Regions from separate parts of the Homo sapiens genome. Here all the other regions are linked to region 2. Evidence: chromatin contacts called from ENCODE Hi-C or POLR2A ChIA-PET data. All regions are on one chromosome and are shown on one strand. Each heading gives the region's core, a stretch centred on a gene start or an enhancer-like site at or near the end of the contact. The rest is flanking DNA. Distances are from core to core; before and after follow the strand shown. Region 1 overlaps VPS39 (VPS39 subunit of HOPS complex). Region 2 overlaps ZNF106 (zinc finger protein 106). Region 3 overlaps PLA2G4D (phospholipase A2 group IVD).

Region 1 (2,838 bases), core at 272-2,771, 290 kb after region 2:
TCACCTTCAGGGTGGGAAACCTTGCTTTAGGACCAGGCTATTCAGAAATTACTTATTTACATACAGTAAAATTTATTCTTTTTGGTGTACAGTTCTGTGTTTTGACAAATGCTTAGATTTATGTGACTAATGCCACAATCGAGATTCACAACACTACCATCACCCCCCAAAATTCCCTCATATTGAAGTCAGCCTCTCCTTCTGTTCCTAGACCTCTGGTAACCACTCATCTGTTCTTCATCTCCTATAGCTTTGCCTTTTCCAGAATGTCATATAAATTGAATGACACAATATGTAGGCTTTTGAGTCTGGCTTCTTTCACTTAGCAGAATGCACTGGAGATTTATCCATGTTGTTGTGTGTGTTAATAGTTTATTCTTTCTCATGGCTGAATAGTAGTCTATGGCAAGGTGTTTGTTTATCCATTCATCAGTTGATGGACAAAGTTGATTTTGGCCAGGCGCGGTGGCTCACACCTTTAATCCCAGCACTTTGGGAGGCCGTGGCGGGTGGATCACGAGGTCAGGAGATTGAGACCATCCTGGCTAACACGGTGAAACCCCATCTCTACTAAAAATACAAAAAAAAAAATTAGCCTGGCGTGGTGGCACACGCCTGTAGTTCCAGCTACTCAGGAGGCTGAGGCAGGAGGATTGTTTGAACCCAGGAGGCGGAGGTTGCAGTGAGCTGAGATTGTGCCACTGCACTCCAGCCTGGGCGACAGAGCAAGACTGTCTCCAAAAAAAAAAAAAAAAAAAGTTGTTTTCAATTTTTAGCAATTTTGAATAAGCATCTAAGACATTTGCATACAAGCGTTTGTGTAAACATACATTGGCATTCCTGGGCAAATGCCTGGGAATGGGATTGCTGGGGCATATGGTAAGTGTATCTTTAAGGGGCATATGGCAAGTGTATCTTAAACTTTGTAAGAAACCAACAAACAAAACAGCTGCACCATTTTGCATTCCCACCAGCAGTGAATGTGAGTTCTAGTTGCTCTGCATTCTTGCCAGCACCTGGCATTGTCAGTTGCCAGGCTAGATGCTTTCCTTTGCATTAGAGAACGGGTTTTACATTGTGATAACAACGGTTATTATAATAAACTCTGTAACATTTTCTTATGTCAAACAAGGAATATTATTGGCTTCTCTAGGTTTCGGGTTCTATCTGGATTTTTCCTGTGTTCTTACCTCTGGCTGGGGAATGCTAGGTGACTCACTCTGTTTCTTCCTATAGGTGGATGGAAAGGGGTCCATCAAAGAGCTCTTTCCAACAGGAAAACAGCTGGAGCCCTTAGTTGCACCTCTGGCAGATGGAAAAGTGGCTGTGGGCCAGGATGATCTCACCGTGGTACTCAATGAGGAAGGGATCTGCACACAGAAATGTGCCCTGAACTGGACGGACATACCAGTGGCCATGGGTGAGACCAACAGTAGCTGCTGTTTCCCACTTTGGGTTGAGGTTGTGTGCCATTCCTGCAGAACGGAGTCCCATTCGTAGCTTTAGCAGACTGGTTTACGTTGTGTCATTCACTTTCAGTTCCCCTTCTTATAAGTAGATGACATTTTAGGGTCATTAAAAATGGGATAGTCTAGTTCTTGCAAGAAGCTGAGTTTTACTCCAGAGGGGGAAAACATATAAACAGAAATGTTTATTTTAGGAAGTGATTATCTACTGCTATCTTTTACTTCTTAGTTTTTTTCTTCCTCCTTTTTTTAAGAGTTTTGATTGTGTCCTCTGCCAAATAGACTACATTTGGAAATTAGTGGAAATTCCTTGTGTATTCCTATAGTATGAGTAATTCCATATTGAAGGGTTTTTGATATAGTAATTCCATGTTGAAGGGTTTTTCTATTGTTGCTTTTTTTTTTTTTTTTTTTTTGTAGCTTAGAGGCACAGACAACATTTAGGTGATTTTGGTGTCAGCCTCTATTCTACGCATTAGGTGCTTCTGTTCTTATGCTTGCTTCAGGTTCCCAGCTCTCCACAATGGAATTGCCTGGAAGCATATAACCACTCTTGCCCCATTTTATTTTCAGTCGGAAGAGTGAGCATTACTAAAATAGTTACTGCTGTGAAGTGGGACGTACTGACATGCTTTCTGTCTTTAAAGACCCCTGTCTCTGGAGACAAGGGTTACAGTCTTGGATAAAGAGACAAAACAAGGCACTGCTTAAGGTGTTAAATTGGATGAGTTAAAATTCAGTAGTTCAGAGAAAGGGAAGTTTGTTGTTTAATTAGGAAGAAGTTTCATTACATAGGTAAGACTGAACTATGGACTAGGTCAGGCAGGGAGTTTGGAACCTGGCTTGAAGAAAAATTTCCATTCAATCTAGGCAGAAAGCCCAATAAATGAGTAGAAGTCCAAAGAAAGACATGCCGATTTGGGAGAGGGTATTACAGAGCCTGACTTGATACAGGTGGTCTGAATTACAGAGCAGTGAAATAGGGCCAGTTGGTAGATGTCCGTGAGAAGGTCTGGGAGGCCAGTAGATTCCTGAATGGTAGAATGTCTTGATAAAAGCATCATGTTCTGGCCGGGCACAGTGGCTCACGCCTGTAATCCTAGCACTTTGGGAGGCTGAGGCAGGCAGATTGCCTAAGCTCAGGAGTTCACAATCAGCCTGGGCAACATGGTGAAACCCCGTCTCAAACACGAAAAAAAAAAAAAACTAGCTGAGTGTGGCAGTGTGTGCCTGTGGTCCCAGCTACTTGGGAAGTTGAGGCAGGAGAACTGCTTGAAGGGAGGGGGAAGTTGCGGTGAGCCGAGATTGTGCCACTGCACTCCAGCGTGGGTGACAGAGCAAGACTCCCGCCTCAAAAAAAAAAACAAAAAAC
Region 2 (3,282 bases), core at 257-2,756:
GAACATCCCAAATCGGAACATTCCAAATCTAAACTGCTCCAGCGGGCATTTCCTTTGAGCATCATGTTGACACCCAAAAAGTTTCCGGTTTTGGATCATTTCAGATTTCAGATTTCAGATTTTTAGATTTGGAATTTTCAACCTGTATATGTTCTAACTTAAACTTGTTTTTTTTTTTTTTTTCAAAGTTGGAGTCTTGCTCTGTCGCCCAGGCTGGAGTGCCGTGGTGCAATCTCAGCTCACTGCAACCTCCGCTCTTGGGTTCAAGCAATTCTGCCTTAGCCTCCTGAGTAGCTGGTATTACAGGCACCTGCCACCACACCCAGCTAATTTATGTATTTTGAGTAGAGACGGGGTTTCACCATGTTGGCCAGGCTGGTCTCTAACTCCTGACCTCGTGATCTGCCCGCGTCGGCCTCCCAAAATGCTGGGATTACAGGCGTGAGCCCCTGCACCTGTCCATTCTGAATTAAACTTTAAAAGAATCTTATTCTAAGAATCTTTGGCTACTCTCAAAACACTGTTTTGAGAATCAGCTGTGAGAGGACAAGAGCAGAAGGAAGGAGTCGTTTCAGTAGTAGGGTAATGCCGTGTGGGATGAGAGATGTGCTGGGTGGTGAGAAGTGTTGGAATTTGGCTATATAGCAAGGTAGGTCTGACAATTTCCTAATGAGGGTGGATATGGGGTGAAAAAGAAGGATCAAGGATGGCTCCCAAAATGTTTACCCTATGCACCTGGAAACGGAAAGATCTGGGGGAGGAGCAAGGTGGAGGTGAGGAAGATAAGACTTGTAATTTTGGTTATGTGAAGATGAATGTAAGAAGGTACTGAGGAGAAAAGGTTACTAAATGTTACTTCCTCATTGCAGCTGTGACGTTGAGTGCTTCAGATCTGGTCACTATGGTACGAGAACGAAAATGCATATTATGCCACATCGTGTACAGCTCAAAAAAGGTAATAATGGAAGAGGGAGAATCTGAGGCTTTATGACTATTTTTTAAAGAGACATGTTATTAATAGATGTTATTAATATTAATAGACATATGTTATTAATAGGAAAAGCTTTGACAATGTCTTATTTATGCTTCTTTTCTTTCCTAAACCATAGTCTCATTCCACTGGTTTCTTTCTCGTTACTGCCTCCTAAAGCCAGTACCTGTATTATTAAACTTCTGTCCATCCAGAATTTGAGCGTATTCAAAACTAGATGACACAGAAATTTAGTAACCAGTTATAGGGAAGATACCTTAAAATTCCAAGGTTATTTGAAGTCATACTGCTTTCTGTAATTTTAAAATCATGTACTTTTTGATTAGCTAAGGATATAGCATCTATTATATGTACCTACAATCTGTTTATGCCTATGCTTGTGAAAAATGCAGCACAGCAGAAATGGTATTAACAATATCCTAGATGTCCACAAGGTGGGGATGTTGCTCAAAGTAAAACTTTTTTTTTGAAATGGAGACTTAACTGTGTTGCCTATGCTGGAGTGCAGTGGCGCAATCTCAGCTCACTGCAACCTCTGCCTCCCCAGTTCAAGTGAGTCTCCTGCCTCAGCCTCCCAAGTAACTGGGATTACAGGCATGTGCTGCTGGGTATGGCTGATTTTTGTATTTTTAGTAGAGACAGGGTTTCACCATGTTGCACAGGCTGGTCTTGAACTCCTGACCACAGGTTTTTCACCTGCCTCGGGCCTGTCAAAGTGCTAGGATTACAGGCATGAGCCACTGTGCCCGGCCAAAACATCTTTTTAGGACCTAAAATTGGCTGCAATTTGTGTCACTTTTTGCCTTTACCTGCCTTTATCATTTGCTTTCAGAGTAGTGCTGCTAGTTTAAATACTGAGGAATTTATTCTCTTTGCTTTTAAGATGCTCTTGATTGTTACTGGAAATGCAGAGAACTGGGAGGATCATGGGCTAGGTTAGCCAGGGAAGTGTGAGTGGAAGTGGTAAACTTTGAAAAGTGTCTAGAGTAACGATGGTTTAAGAGAAACGAGGAAGAGATATTTTGGGTAGGAGAACAACATGTACAGAGACAAATGGAATGGAGTATGACAGTTCTAGGAGTTGGCAAGAAGGCTCATCTGATTAAAACAGTTTTGCCTTGGGAATAGCAGGACTGTAATTTGTAATTAAGTGAAGATAGTTGATAAACAGTGTTGGATGCCAGACTGAAGGGTCGATTATGATCCACCAAGTAGACTTGGGTGGATACTATTTTTTTTTCTATCTAGATTTCTGTTAGTGATGGAAAAATTAGTGAGATTTAAAAATCATGTTTAATAATATACCTGCTACTGTTTACAAAAATAGAAGAATGCTCTTCTAGTTTTAAAAATTTGATGAAGGTTTATACAAATTGTCAATAAGTCAGAATTCCTTATGACTACTTTCACGTTGGACAGAGGTAGGGAGAAGATGTGAGATGGAAAGGCTGCTGTTCAGAGATGTGATATCAGAGTTTCATAGAATAGCAGCCCTATCTTGTGATACCATGATTTTGTGATTTTGCCATTTTAAATCTTTCTGGCTCTGCTACTCTGGTTTCAAACATACTTTTATCTCTTCATACTTTTCCATGATCATAATGAAGTTAAATGAAGGGCTGGAATTATCTACTCCTGCCCTAGGAAAAGCTGATTGTAGTTTTTATTTATTTTCCTTTTTTTTAAAAAAAGGAAAAGCTGGTTGTAGTTTTTATTTTTATTTTTTGCCTTTTTATTTTTTTTTAAAGCAAGGGAATGGCCTGCTTTAAGTGAGTGGTATGACTTAAGAAAGTAACAAAATGGGTTAGTTGGAAGGGATAACTGATACTTATTTTCAGATAGGACTATGAACAATTGGTGTTGAAGCCATGCTTGTCTCCAATTTCCCAAACTAGTGTAACTCTGGTTTCTCCAAATAAACTATGGAGGAGAAAAGGTTCTAAGTGACTTGAGTATGGGGAAAAGCTGTGTAAGGTATCCCTGAGTATCCTGAGGCCCATTAACATAAAATACTGAGAAGCCCTGGAGTTAAATATATGTGTATAATAGAGATGGAGTCTTACTGTGTTGCCCAGCCGGTCTTGAACTCCTGGCCTCAAGTGTGAGCCACTACACCTGGTCATATTTTTTGTATTATTCAATGTTTTCCACATGTGTTTAACCATGAGTCCCCCCTCCCCTCCAACCAACCCAGCCTTTAAAAATATAATACTGATTAATATACAAGGCCTAAATAGAAGCCTAATACATGAGAAGGAATGCATTTGGGGCTATTACCTTAATCCTGTGCC
Region 3 (2,842 bases), core at 109-2,608, 390 kb after region 2:
GCTTAGCATCTATGATGAGGACTCAGTCACGGAGGATGACATCTGCTTCAAGGTTCTCTATGACATCTCAGAAGTCCTCCCTGGCAAGCTGCTCCGGAAAACCTTCTCCCAGAGTCCCCAGGTGGGTGGGTGGGTGGGGAAGTCCCCGTGGGCCCCACTTCTTCCAACTCCAAGCTGAGGAAGTAGCTATTTCTCCCACCTGTTGGGAGGCTGCTGGGGTGAACTCATTCACAGAAAAATCTAAACCCCTTTTTAGATTTGCATTTTAATAAGCAAGGAAAAGGCTTCACTTTACAGTTACAGGCTGAATCACCCAGTGGAGGAATTTTAGCCACCTGTGGCAGGAAGGCCACCCCTCAAAACACAGCTCAGCATCCATCACTCCTGCTGGTGGTGCCAAGGCCTGCTTTGTGAAGGCCTCACGTCCCTTCCTGCTGCAGCCTGGGGGTGGGGACGGCAGAGTTCGGGGGTCTGGGCCCTCCTCAAGAAAAAGATATGGGTCCTGCACATCATGCCTCCTTTGGCTGTGCTCCTTGTCTTCCCCTTCAGTCTTGCCCAGAGTTGTGGGACCTCCAAGGGAGGGAGACCTGTTCTCTGCAGACTTACTAGCTGTGGGCAATGTGGGCAGGTAGCCCATCTGGCCCCATACCTCAGTTTCCTCATCCATAAATTGGAAATAATTGTACTAACGTGCCTCCCTTGGAGACCGCTTGAGAGGATGAGATGACACCTGTAAAAGAACTGTGTCAACTCTGAAGACACAGGTATGTGCTGATGACTTGCTCATGCTCTCTGATTTCAGGGAGAGGAGGAGCTGGATGTGGAGTTCCTGATGGAAGAAACGTGAGTAATGTCACACAGCCCAGGGAGTGTCTCAGGACTCAGGCTCTGAGGAAATGGCCCTGACCCAGATCTCCCTGTGGTCAGTCCAGCCTGACTGTCCCTCATCTCCTACCCCTGCCAGAGAGGTCGGGAGTGGGGCGGGGCTTCTCTTAGGGAAACACAGAGAGGAAGGCCGATGTTTTCTCTCTCTGCTCTCTCCCCTCCCCTCTCCTCCTGCAAAGCATCTCCCCTTGTCCCTGAACCGAATCCAGGACTTACAGAGCCCTCAGCATCACCCAGGGAGACCCCACATGGGCGGGAGCGGGAGGTCAATGCAGGAAGCGTTTGCCTTTGCATGGTTTGATTTTTCCAGGTCAGATCGCCCAGAAAACCTCATCACCAACAAAGTCATTGTGGTAAGCACCTTCCCCAGGCTTAGGGGAGGGGCCCCAGAGCAGACGCTTGGGGAGGGAGGGCAGCTGCCTGGGGTGTGGACCAGCAGGGACAAGGAAGGGGCAGGGCTTCGTGGTAAAACCACCCCTAGCCTTCCAGCCAGGTGGTCACCTGTGGCTGTGGGTCTTGGAGGGGCCTGGAGCTAAGGGGCGCATAGAGAGAGGGGAGGCAGGGCTCTGCTGAGAGGAGGTTCTGGCCCACGGCTGTTCGGGGTGCTTCCGGAAGGTGTTTAGTCACCTGCGGTGAACTCATAGTTCTAGGGATTGACTGAGTGCTTCCCTGGGAAGCGGTGAAGAAATCAGGTAGGCCAGGCCCACCTTCCGGTTGTTCACGTTGAGGTCACCGAGGCTCAGAGGGAGTTCCCAGGGCGGTGTACTGCCAACCTAGGAGGATCAGAGGCTCAGGCAGCTAGCTCCTCCTTGGGACTGGGGAGAGTCCTGGTCAGCGCTCCTGACCACGGGCTCACGAAGCTGCAGTGGACAGAAATGGCCGCAAGGTGGCGAGCGGGCGACGCGCTCGATTATCACAGTGACCCAGACCAGCAGCACAGACCTGGGAGCAGGCGGGTCCAGGGTCACGGGCGAAGGCACCTAGAGCCCAGCATTTAAGCTCCTAGGGGCTGTTTGATGGACGGGTATTACTTTTAAAAATACACATGAAAATAAAGTCAAGCCGATGGCACTGCCTCTTAGGAGGTGATGGAGACACACAGCAGGTGGGCAAATTCAGTGATTGTGTGGAGCGTGGGTGGCGGGCATCTGCTGGTATGCTTCACAGACAGCATGCAGAGGCTCCCTTGGCAAGGCCACGGGGGCCTGGCCTTGTCATTGTCCCCCAGTTAGGCCACAGAGGACAGCCAGGAGACGTTCTGAGGGTTTGTCCGACGCCCCGTCTACCCTCCTATGGATGGGCGGCTTGCTTAGATTATTTGGAGTTGTGGTAGAATACCTCCTCCAGCTCCAAGCCACAGGGAAACAAGAGAAGAAACAGCTGTGTCTGAGGGCTGGGCGCTCTAGGAGGTTTCGGGAGTTTGGCAAAGCCAGGGGAGCTGGAGGGGAGGTGTGGAGCCAGGGCCCTCCTGGCTGCTGCGGAATATCAGGTTCAGCCGCGGCAGAGGATCGGCAATGGGATGAAGGGCCTCTGCAGCCAATCCCATCCTGAGCCCACACAACTCCTTGTGTGTGTGGTGGATTTGGGACAGTGGGTCTCAGAGGGTTGAGGTTAAGGGGACCTCAGCTTACCCTGCAGAGGCCCCTGCCCATGATGTGGTCTTCCCCAGGCCCGAGAGCTGTCATGCCTGGATGTGCATCTGGACAGCACAGGGAGCACCGCTGTGGTTGCAGGTGAGACCAGCTTAGAACCAGGCCTGGACTCTGCCTGGATGTGGGGGTGAGGAGGATTGCTGGGAAGCCTGCGCAGGGCAGGAGGCCAGCAGCAGGGTAGAGCTTGCCTCTCTCTTCTCACCCACATGGCACAGAGGGCCACGCATCTCCGCTGGGCAGGAGGGTCCCCTGACCTGGGGGAGAGCATGTTGCAGAAGGCAGGAGTCCGGGATGGGGGGTTGTGG

What was found. Hi-C counts contacts between places; a loop is a spot of excess contacts on that map. ChIA-PET counts read pairs that join two places held with the same protein, here RNA polymerase II (POLR2A). Pooled maps may share reads with other maps.
Region 1: a map with no recorded cell type shows a loop between it and region 2 (3-fold over the local background). The contact joins two enhancer-like sites. A Hi-C loop is called at or near these places in 8 of 37 single-sample maps with no recorded cell type and 3 of 50 pooled maps. POLR2A ChIA-PET finds 5 or more read pairs at or near these places in 3 of 52 experiments (AG04450, activated CD4-positive, alpha-beta T cell and activated naive CD4-positive, alpha-beta T cell).
Region 3: a map of MCF 10A shows a loop between it and region 2 (12-fold over the local background). The contact joins two enhancer-like sites. A Hi-C loop is called at or near these places in 5 of 168 maps with a recorded cell type or tissue (HCT116, IMR-90, K562 and 2 more), 3 of 37 single-sample maps with no recorded cell type and 10 of 50 pooled maps.

Annotation. Positions count from the first base shown.
Region 1 is chr15:42,183,099-42,185,936 of GRCh38, reverse strand. It overlaps VPS39 (VPS39 subunit of HOPS complex), which reads left to right. Exons shown (of 25, transcript NM_015289.5): 8 at 1,237-1,420. Among named protein-coding and RNA genes, the nearest start is that of MIR627, 15 kb to the left of the region's middle. Within about 2 kb of position 1,521, at least 2 of the 41 ENCODE cell types and tissues checked have a DNase peak (open chromatin) inside an H3K27ac peak, as active enhancers do.
Region 2 is chr15:42,469,909-42,473,190 of GRCh38, reverse strand. It overlaps ZNF106 (zinc finger protein 106), which reads left to right. Exons shown (of 22, transcript NM_001366845.3): 2 at 870-955. The coding sequence starts at 902. Among named protein-coding and RNA genes, the nearest start is that of ZNF106, 20 kb to the left of the region's middle. Within about 2 kb of position 1,506, at least 11 of the 41 ENCODE cell types and tissues checked have a DNase peak (open chromatin) inside an H3K27ac peak, as active enhancers do.
Region 3 is chr15:42,083,492-42,086,333 of GRCh38, reverse strand. It overlaps PLA2G4D (phospholipase A2 group IVD), which reads left to right. Exons shown (of 20, transcript NM_178034.4): 4 at 1-121; 5 at 803-843; 6 at 1,196-1,238; 7 at 2,555-2,618. Among named protein-coding and RNA genes, the nearest start is that of PLA2G4D, 9.6 kb to the left of the region's middle. RefSeq lists a silencer at 1,609-1,903 and enhancers at 928-2,127, 2,072-2,687. Within about 2 kb of position 1,358, at least 5 of the 41 ENCODE cell types and tissues checked have a DNase peak (open chromatin) inside an H3K27ac peak, as active enhancers do.